Linked DNA regions of Homo sapiens: region 1 is linked to region 2. A link is a loop called in an ENCODE intact Hi-C map of the cell type or tissue named here. Cell type or tissue: breast epithelium. All regions are shown on one strand. Links, peaks and the distances in the headings refer to the core of each region. The heading gives the core; the rest is flanking DNA.

Region 1 (5,358 bases), core at 1-5,000, 70 kb before region 2:
ACAGCCCACTCCGTGCCCACTTAAGGAGCTCTTGGGATGGCTGAGGACAGGGACAAGCTGACATCCAGTGACAACATGTTGTAGAAAGCAGAGTGGCAATGAAGTTCTGAGGCTGTGTCTGAGTGTGAGGTTTGAAAAAAATGAGTTCTGCTCGAGGTGGAGTGGGATGGGTAATTTATGTGTCATGCTGACTGGGCCATGGGGTGCCCAGATATTTGGTTAAACATGGTTTCTGGGGGGGCCGTGAGCGAGTTTAACCTTCCTAGGTTAATTTGAATGATTAATGTTTGAATTGGTAGACTGAGTAAGGCAGATTGTCTTCCCTGACATGGTGGGTGGCATCCAACCTGTCGGAGGCCTGAATACAACCAAAAGGAGCAGCAAGGGAGAATTGGTTCTCTCCGCCTGGCTGTTTTCAAGCTGGGACATCTGTCTTCTCCCACCTTCTCGCTGGCCATCCTGGGTCTCTGGCCTTCACAATCCCACTGGAACTACATCACTGGTCCTCCTGGGTCTCCAGCTTGCAGACAGCAGATGGTGGGACTTCTCAGCCTCCATAATTGCATAAACCAATTCCTTATAACAAATCTATCTATATTTATCTATTTTCTGTTGGTTATGTTTCTCTAGAGAACCTCGACTATTATGCAGAGTTGGGGAAGAATTCATGGCAGGGGATTATTTAAACTAGGTTTTCAGGGCTGAATAGGAGTTTGGAAGGCAAGCAAGCTGAGAAAACCATCGCAGGTGGGGGGACCAGCATTTGTATTATAACGCACACATGTTCATAAGCCTTTGTGGAAGGCTCACTTGGAACTTGGGGTCAGAAAGCCCAGGTTCAAGCCCCACACCCCACTTACTCACGCTATCCATGAATATCCCATATCCCCTACCCTCCAGCAGGCCCTGTGCAGCTCTTGGTTTGGTTCAGGGAAGAGAATTGAATGATAGTTTTAGCCCAGAGTAAGGGTGTTTTGAGAGAGCAGGTGCATAAAGTTTTGCAGCTCATGGAAGCAATTTCCATTTCCCTGTACTTGGAGTTTTATAGCTCTAACTGCATGATCTATTCTAAAGATAAATGCTCACGGCAGGTGGAGCCCACCTGCAGGGCTTCCAGAAGAGAGCAGGGCCGGTGGTCCTGGAATGCTCTGGTCCTGCCTGCTTCTGAGAGTTGCTGTGAGGATCAAATAACTGTGTGGGAAATGTCAGTATCGTGCTGTATAGATGTTCCCAGGATAAGATGAATATGTACATGTTGATGCATCTTTTCTCAGTATTATGACCTTCTTTCTTAATCTAGCAGCAAGTGCCATATGGAAAAGCTCTTTCATCATTTTTCAATCAGCCTAGATGCCTAATTAAGCCATGTGTACAGCAAAGAATGGGGGTATGGAATAAGATGTTTTCCTTAGAAACCAGTAGTTCCTTTATGATGTTTTAAAGAGATGGAATTGGATTACCATATTATAAAGTTGATGCTGTGAGCATTTATCTTTCATATAAATCATATTGGTCCCCATGATGGGGATGCAAAACTCCGGATCCAGGGAAACTGAAATTGCTTCTGTGAGCTGCAGAACTCTGAGTATAGGGGAACTGAAATTGCTGAAGATAACCATAACTTTTCTTGAAGACTTGGGGTCATTCTTGACTGTCCCAGCCCTCATGGGGGCTACAGACTTGGGATAGAGACAGACTAACAGAGAAACCTGTACAGGATCGTGATTGTGAGTTCTATGAAGAAACAGAACAGGATCCAGTGGTCTTCAAAACAGAAAGGAATGAGGCTCTGTACAGCAGTTCCCCCTTAGGCATGGGGAAAACGTTCCAAGACCCCCAGTGGATGCCTGAAACTGCAGATAGTACCAAACCTTATAACACTATGCTTTTTGCTATACAGTAATGGTGGGTAGCTTATATAGCATGGGTACATTGGACAAAGGGACAACTCATGTCCCAGGTGGGACAAAGCAGGACGGGGCGAGGTTTCATCACACTGCTCAGACTGGTGCATAATTTAAAACGTATTAATTGCTTTTTTCTGGAATTTTCCATTTAATATTTTCAGACCTATATTGGCCACAGGTAATTGAAACCATGGATAAAGGGGGGGACTACTGTACTTAGGGAGGTCAGGAAGACAGTGAGCAAATCTGACTGCAAAAACAAGTCCCGTCCCTGGTCCTTAAGGTCTGATTTGGAAGTCCAGGCAGGCAGGTGTACGGTGTGGAGCTGCCTCAGCAGCGTTGACACCCTAGCTCCGTCACTGCTGAGAAGGTGAATCTGGACCATTTTCTTCTTCCTCTTCTTCTTCTTCTTTTTTTTTTTTGTGAAAGAGACAATTTAATGGGAAATTATGGTAGAAAGCAACACATTTTTTGTGTGCAATTGGAGAATCTGGACCATTTTCAATTCCACCTTCCAGAGCCTCAGTCTGTAAAGTGGAGCATGTTGTAGAATTTGGTAATCACATGGGATAATGTGGTGATGCAACTGGCCTTTAGTAGGCACCCCACAGTAACTGTTCCTGATTTTATCATTTTACTGTTGCACAAGACGATGGTAGTGTCATTATGAGGAGGGCCCACACACACCGTGCTCTGTCTTGGCCAGAACTGAAGAGAGGAAACAGACACTCATTGCTCGCCGGCTGAGTGGACGGCAAAGGGTGACTCAGCATGAAGGGAGGCATCCAGAGAGTCTCAGAACCCCATCTTTGACCATCTTTCAGGGTTGTCTATAAGTAGCCTCCCACCTGGGTGGGGTTGGTGGCTGGGCTGTCTGGAAGCTGGGAGCTGGGCTCTGAGGCCATTTATTTATTTATTTGAATCCTGGTCTGAGACTCTTTGAATTGGCCTGCCTTTTGGTTCTGGGGAAGGAAGAAAGAATCAGCAGATCCCAGGTCCTAGGTCCGCAAGGATGGGCATTTACACTCAGCACCCGGGGCCCATGATTCACGCTCTGGGGGCTTGGGCTGGCCCGCAATATGGGAAAGGCCTCAGTATCTTCCATTTGAAAAAAATCCTCTACAATTTAGTAAGATGGCATTTGGTATTATTTCTTAGGAAATCTGCACGAACAAGTATCTCTAACCCTAAAAAGACCTGAGAAAAACATCCAGTGTGCCCTCTCATTGTTGAGAGAAGGGGCCTGCAGGTACCTTAATGGGCAACTGGATGGTGAGTATGTGCTCAAAAAGACTAAAATACCTGTATCCATTTGCTCAGGGCTCCATACAAAGTATCAAAACCTAAGTGGCCTAAACAATGAACATTTGTCCTCTCACAGTTCTGGAGGCCAGAAGTCCAAAATCAAGGTGCTGGCAGTGTTGGTTCCTCCTGGAGGGTCTGAAGGAGAAGCCACTCCTTGCTTCTTCCTCCCTTCTGGTGATTCTGGGCAATCCTTCACATTTCTTGGCTTGTGGAAGCATCGCTCCAGTCTCTGCCTCCATCTCTCTCTGTGTCTCTGTGTGTTTTTCTCCTCTTCTTATAAGGACACCAGTTATTGGATTTAAGGGTCACCTTAGTCCAGTACAGGTTGGGGATCCCTTATCCAGAAATGCTTGGGACCAGAAGTTTTTGTGTTTTGCATTTTGAATGTTTTTGGATTTTGGAGTATTTGCAGAATACATACTAGCTGACCATCCTTAATCCAGAAATCCAAAATCTAAAATGTTCCAATAACATGTCCTTTGAGCATCATGTCAGTGCTCAAAAAGTTGTGGATTTGGGGGCATTTGTGATTCCAGATTTTTGGATTAGGAATGCTCAACCTGTGTAACCTCATCTTAATTTAACTACTTCTGCAAAGACCCTATTCCCAAATAAGGTCATATTCTGAAGTTCCATGTGGACATGAGTTGGGGTGGAGGGATACTCTTCAACTCATCACAACATCTTTATCTCACTGAATCTTCACAATACTTGGATCTTCATTTAATAGATGAGAAAAGAGACACTCAGAGAAATTCACTGACCTTCTTCAAATTCCCACAGCTGGGAAGTGGCAGAGGTAAGATGTGAACCAGGAACCTGCCTCCAAGCCCCTGTACTGTTGGTGCTGGGGCCTTCGTAAACTATAGAGGACAGCATCAACATCACATAAGGCAGTCCTTCGAGACCACTGATCTACATGCCAGAAACCTGTTAGAGTCATGACTTATTATCTCTCCACTTGACAGACGAGAAAACTAAGGCCAAAGGTGGTGGGAGGGAAGATGAGTAAAGTGGCTTGCTGAGATCACACAAGTGGCATGGTAGGGAACCCATGGACTGGTCCCCAAAATTCTCCCCCAACAATTAAACATTCTAGCTCAGTGTTAGGAGGTAAAAGGAGCTAGACACAAAAGGCATGTGTTATAGGCTCTACAGAGACAGCATCCTACAACATGTGCCTGGCTTCTTTCACAACAGGTAAATCTAGAGACAGAAAGATTAGTGGTTGCCCAAAGCCATGAGGAAGGGAGAATGGGACGTGACTGTTAATGAATATGCGATTTCTTGGGGGATGATGAAAGTGTTCTGGAATTAGACAGTAGTGATGGTTGCATGAATTGGTTATTAAGTAAAAGCTGAAGTGGGTAAACTCTACGGCATGTGAATTACATCCACCAGCTCTGGGAAGGTGATCTGCAGGAAGCAAGTATGCACAAGGCCTATGAGATGCAAAGCTTTTATTGTGGCAGAAATAGCCCAAGCCCTGGGTCATAAGCTCGTCATGCAAGAAGGCACTTCGAGGACTTTTCCTGTGACAGAATTTGTATCCTCGGTTTGTTAAGGCATGAACACCCCAAGAACAGAGAGAATTTCCAGAGCACCCTCCTTAAGAACTGCATGGCCTTGGAAAGTTACTTCCCTCTCTGGGCCCCAGTTTCCATACCATGAACCAGTGATCATGCAAACTCCCAGAGTGGTTGTGAGCGTGAAGTATTTTGATGGGGTCCCTTTGACCTGGGACTATTTTGCCTCAGCCAGCAAAACAAAATAAAAAACTAAAACCAGAATAAAACTCTCATGAACAAACGATTAAACTTTCAGCCATTGCTGTTGCCAAATCATGACCTCTGTTGCTCATCCCTGCTCCCCACCCTCATCCTTGGTGAAGGATCAGAGCTACATAAGGGTCAGGAATTGGGTAACAAGGAGATAATGCAGCACATGGCTGGGATCTACACAATGGAGACACTCCCCCTCTGAGTCATGAAGGCTGTGCTCAAGAGGCTCCAGCACTAGCATGAATTCCCATGAGGTCATCTGGTGTCCAGTTTGCATCTCTGCATCCTATTCTCACCCCTCTGTGGCCAGGGAAGACTCAGGAGCTAGGCCCCTTGCCTGGTCTCCTGAGCCCACCTGGACTTCT
Region 2 (5,377 bases), core at 166-5,165:
GAGACATTTTTGAGTGTGAGCATTCGTCATGCAGCCAAACAATATGTGATCGGAAATGAGAAGGAACGATCATTGTTGTGTCCAGCTGGAAATACATATTTGGATTATAATAGATATTCATTTATTTAGTCTTTTAAATTGTATGCAGGCCTATGACATGCCCCAACCGCAGGCACTGGGGACTCCATGTGAACAAAGCAGGCTCTGTCGGCTCCTTGATGGAGGACATTGATTTTTGGGAAAGATGAATATTAAGCACAAGGTCAGTCTTTTAATCCTATTTGGGCCTTCAACTGATTGGGTAAGGCCCCTGTACACTGGGGAGGGCAGTCTGCTTTACTCAAAGTCTGCCCCTTTAAATGTTAATCTCCAAAAACATCCTCACAGCAACATCCAGAATAATGTTTGACGACACATCTAGACACAGTGGCTCAGCTGATTTGACACATTACATTAATCATCATGGTGTGTATTTATGGGGTGTGGTACATGATCCAATGGGCGTTTCCCAGGGCGCTCTGCTGTTGTGGGAGATGGACCTGCATATATGTATGTGTTTGGTGTGCACGTGTGTGGCTGGCGTGCATGTGTGTGGTTGGTGTGCATGTGTGTGGTTGGCGTGCATGTGTGTGGTTGGCGTGCATGTGTGTGGTTGGCGGGCATGTGTGTGGAGAGGTACAGAAGGAGCAGCCCAGGGGAGAGATGAAGGTGACTGTTCGAAGATGGTAGGAGGGAGGTGGTGATGCTGATTCTGTTTGGAGAGGTGTTTACTAGCTGGAATTGTAGGACTTCATGAAGGACTGGGCGTGGCTGAGGGAGTTGGAATGTCAGGGGGTCCTCAGGCTTTGTGTTGAAGCTGAACAGACAGAGAGGCCGATTGGAGAGAGGAGCCTAGGTTCTGTGTGAGGCGGGATCAGCTTCTGCTGGGCAGGCCCTGGGAGCTGGGCATGAGTCTCCAGTCGGGTGCTTTCTCACCTTCCTGTAATCATACAGGGCCCCCCCGCCAACCCCCATTCACTGCTCTTCCTGCCTCCTGGAGGTTGGCAAACTCACACTGGTTGAATGAAACATCTCCAAATCTTCTTCTGATCCACAGCCACACACATCCTAGAAATTCCCCTCAACACGCCTTTTACTGCTCGCTGCTGTCCAAAGTGATTTCTCTCTTCCCTGAAGTCCCACAAACCTTACGGTGTGTATTATCCAATTTACTAAATGGCTTATTTATCCTTTAATGTTCTTTAATTTGTAATGGCTCAGATTTGAAGTGCTTTTTATGGGCTACTGATGTCACATATTTCATTTAAATGGCACAGCATGCCTTACGAGGTAAGTAGCTGTCAGATTAAGCTGGGCTGCAGCAACAAATACATCCTGATACCTTTAAGCAGCATGGGTTTATTTCTTGTTCACATCATAGGCCACTTGGCTCCCTCTCCAGGGTCTGACATGGGGACCCAGATCTGTTCCATCCTGGGTCCTGCTGGTGGCTCTTCCATCTCATGGTTTCCTGAATGCCTTAGTGCAACTCAATAGCATGGGGGCCCTGGAGGGTAAGGAGGGAAATTGGAGGACCATTGGTGGGAGATTCTATGAGCCAAGCACAAAAGCGGCATACATCACTTCCTCCTACATCCCATTGGCCAGAAGAGCGTCATGTGGCCTCATCTAGCTGCAAAGGAGGCTGGGAAATATAGTTTAACAATATGTTCACAAAGAGGAGAAAATTGATATTGGCTCCAGTAAGAGTGTGGTTATTTCTGAGATGAGAAATAGGGGCTCAGCAAGGTGAAATGAATGGCCCAAGGTCACAGAGCCAGAAAGTGGGGATGCTGGAACCTGACTTCAGGGGTCAAAACATAGCAAAGTATAAACAGCAAAATATTACCTGAAAATGACAGGATATAAAACAGTATGCAATTTCATCCCACTTACATTACTTTTTACATTCACACACTTGCCTAGCAGACTGGAAGAAAATACACCCAGTGTCATTGGGCTATATCTGGTTGTTTGGACTATATGTGACTAATCTTGTCATCATGTTTTCAAAGTTTTCTACAATGAGAAAACAGGTGTCATTACTTTCTAAAATTGGTTGACTGATTTTCTTAAAGCTAAATTATTTATTTCCATAAAGCCCTGTCACAGGGCCAAAAAAGTTGCCCAGTGGGGCAGGTGATAATCACATTCTTCCTAATAGTAATAATTTCTTTCGTTTATGATTTCAGTTCTTTATAGTGTTCAGTGGACTCTTGCATATTTCATTGGTTCTTTTATTTATTCTATTCTCCATCAGCTCTGATCCCACCTCCTTTCTGCCAAGTGCTGGCAAGGCTCTGGATGGCGCAGAGGGGAGACAGATCCTGGATCATGCATTTGTGTATCCCTGAATTCAGGAATAAAGTCAGGAGTGAATTGATGGAGTGCCTTCCTGGTGGGCCCAGGCTATGAAGGGCTTCGCACATCATGCCGTGGGGTCTGGGTGGCTTCCTGTTGGCCTAGGTGTGCGCTGGAACAGAGTCAGAAGCTCACTGAGGTGAGGGATGGTTGTAGCTGGGTGAACATGAAGTTGAGGGCTCCGGAAGACATCTGGGGAAGGCCGCTGAAGCCCAGGACATGCCAGGGGTCTAGAGACCAAGGTCTGATCTGAGACCAGACTGTGTCCAACCCAGGGCTCTGTCTGGAACTTCATTTCTTAGCCACCAGATGGCCTGGCTGCTGGGACTTTCCCGCTGTGCCATCTTCAAGCACATGGAAGGGCTCTACCTGCACGGGTGGGTCTAGAGCCCTGTGGGTTTCCCCCAGCTGCAACTTTGGAGCAGGCCGGGAACTCTGCAGGCAAACAACTTGCTTGGATTTATCATTTGTGTTGCTCAGCATCTGGGAGCATAAACAAGGCCATGGGTGCCAGCTGTGGTTACCTCTTAGCAAGGATCAGGATGTCTGTGCAAAACCTGTCACCCTGACTCGCTGTGAGTGGGTGTGGGGCATGCACACGTGCACCCATGCACACACATATCACACACAAACACACTCACACTGCTACAGCGCAATTGAATTCCTTGCCCCAAATGCAGAGCTGCTTTGTATGTCTCCCTTCTCTGCATTCCTGGTGTCAGGGAGCTTCCATTTTTTGCTGAAATCAATTTAGGAGCAAGAAAAAAAATGAATGTGGAAAGTGTAGCTGCATTTCCAAACTGCTTTTGTCAGGGGAACAGGGTCTGGCTCTGTCACCCAGGCTGGAGTGCAGTGGAGCGATCATACCTCACTGCAATCTCGACCTCTTTCCTCAGTCTCCTTAGTATCTGGGACTACAGGCAAGAGCCAACATGCCTGGCTAATTTTTTTTTTTTAAATTATTTGTAGAGATGAGGTCTGGCCATGTTACCCAGGCTGGAACATAAACTTTAAAAAATTTTGTAAGCAACCAAAGCCTTTTTCCAACAAAATCTTAGATTGATAAAAACAAAGTTGCTCAGGTTGAAGCCAGGTAGGGCCCAGAGCCCTGGTCACTGGGCAGCCCCCCTCATCCCCCAGTGTTGTTTAAGAAATTCTGGAAAAACACAGATGAGAAAGGACAGGCACTGGCAGAGGAGCTCTCGGAAGGAACGCCCTGGGCTCAAAGATCTGCTCAGGGTCCTGGCTCTGCCGCGATTTGTGTGTGGGTGGAGCAGGGTACGCCCCACCCTCTCAGGACCTGAGCTTCCCCTCCGTGTACTGAACTTGTGATGAAGCCTGGCATGTGAGCGGCCTCAGGAAACCCCCCTCCCCTGCCTGTTTCTCTGTTAAACCCAAGTGCTCTCTGAGTCGGTTTCTAATATTGTGATTTCATGGTGGAAGCCTCATCACTGATAAAATAGGACACTATAAAAAGTTAAGCAATATTTAGGGATAATGTACTGGCCTTCCAGAAGAACTGCAGTGGCTATTTGCACGCTCACCTCCTCCTAAACTCTGCCTTCAAGCTTAAGCCGTTATGCACTTTTGGTCTTCAAAGCTATCTTAGGAAACTTGGGACAAAGCAGAGTAAGAAGGGACTTTTGACTCACATGCATCTGTGTTAACTCTTTCAAGGCCAAGACTGCCATTTTCAAAAATTCAATTGAGATAGAGCTGGAAGGGACCTTTTTTACATTTTACAGATTGGGCAACTGAGGCCCAAGGGGAGGGGGGTCAAGTTAGTGGCAGAGCCAGCAGGTGCTCCGAGGGCTCCTGACTCTGTATGGTGCAGAGAGTTTAAGAGCAAAGGCTTCAAAGTGAAAAAGACCCGCCATGGAATCCTAGCTCAGCCAACTAAAAACCAGGAGATGGTGGGCAAGTTATTTAAACTCATTGAACTTCATTTTTATCCTTTGATCAGTGAGAGTAATTCCCAGTTCGTAAGGCTAATGTTGGAATTAACTAAGATGATGGTTATAAAGTGCTTGGCCTAGTGCCAAGCCCAAGAAAAGTGCTGGAAAATGTCAACTGTGGTATTATCACCCCCATTGTCTAGATTAGGAAATCAAGGCTCAGGAAGGTTCAGCTCCTTGCTGTGGCGTGATCCCGGAGTTTGTACCCCTGACCACGACACCACATTGTTTTCGCAGAGGGACAAAACTGCTTTCCAAATTTCTTTCAATAAGAGCATTGTATGTCTTGGAAATAAATTCCTGGACAGGCACTTGGAATGGAAGCTGAGCCCCCAGGGCCTGCGTGTGGGCAGAAACATCCTCCTTCAGACCACGGGAGATGCTGACTACTCTGATGTGTGTGAGCATGTGTGTGTGTGTGTGTGTGTGTGTGTGCACATGCACTCACGCTGAGGTCAGTGGGGTGAGAAAAAGAGAGGAACGGTGAGCCCCAGCTTGGCAGAGAGCAATGCACGCACACTGCCCCTCTTCCTCCTGCTCCTCTGTGCCTTAAATTGCTCAACTCACAAAATTTGGCAGCTGAAGCAAAGCCTGAGCTTCACGTTCAGAGAGCTGAGGCCAGGAAACAGTCAGTCCCTCCGGGATACAGGAGTGCAGCGCTGGAGATTCAAGCTGTCAAACAGCCAGAAAAATCATTTTGAGGGTTGGAGGGTGGGGTGGGGAGGAATCCTTGGGAGGCTCAGTGCCCACACGTTGGGAGTTTGGGTGAAATTCCTCCAAATCCCCAAGAGGCAGGGAGACCCCAACTAAACCCTTGGTTTTGTGTATGCAAACCAGTTAAATTAGTTTTTCAGGAACCTGGATAAATGGCCTGAGAAAGTTGCTCTTCCCATCCATGATGGCGGACATCCTTCTGCTGAGTCTGTTGCCCTGGGGCACTTGTCAGTATGAGCGCTCAGCCCCAGGACCAAATCCACCAAGAATTAAATGTCCCTTCCCCTCAGCTTCTGGCAGAACCTTAG

What was found. Hi-C counts contacts between places; a loop is a spot of excess contacts. Peaks named below come from ENCODE experiments on the same cell type or tissue, not always from the same donor. Only the 100,000 strongest peaks of a DNase experiment are listed, where the experiment ranks them.
Region 1: it touches region 2 in a loop (16-fold over the local background); 2 of 110 quality-filtered maps call a loop at or near these places.

The regions. Positions count from the first base shown.
Region 1 is chr14:96,246,450-96,251,807 of GRCh38, reverse strand. No RefSeq gene overlaps it. Among named protein-coding and RNA genes, the nearest start is that of BDKRB1, 7.1 kb to the left of the region's middle. In breast epithelium, for the core only: no CTCF peak of the experiment used is centred there; no DNase peak of the experiment used is centred there; H3K27ac peaks cover 404 bases.
Region 2 is chr14:96,176,473-96,181,849 of GRCh38, reverse strand. No RefSeq gene overlaps it. Among named protein-coding and RNA genes, the nearest start is that of BDKRB2, 26 kb to the left of the region's middle. In breast epithelium, for the core only: no CTCF peak of the experiment used is centred there; DNase peaks (open chromatin) are centred at 2,819, 3,659 and 4,789; H3K27ac peaks cover 3,538 bases.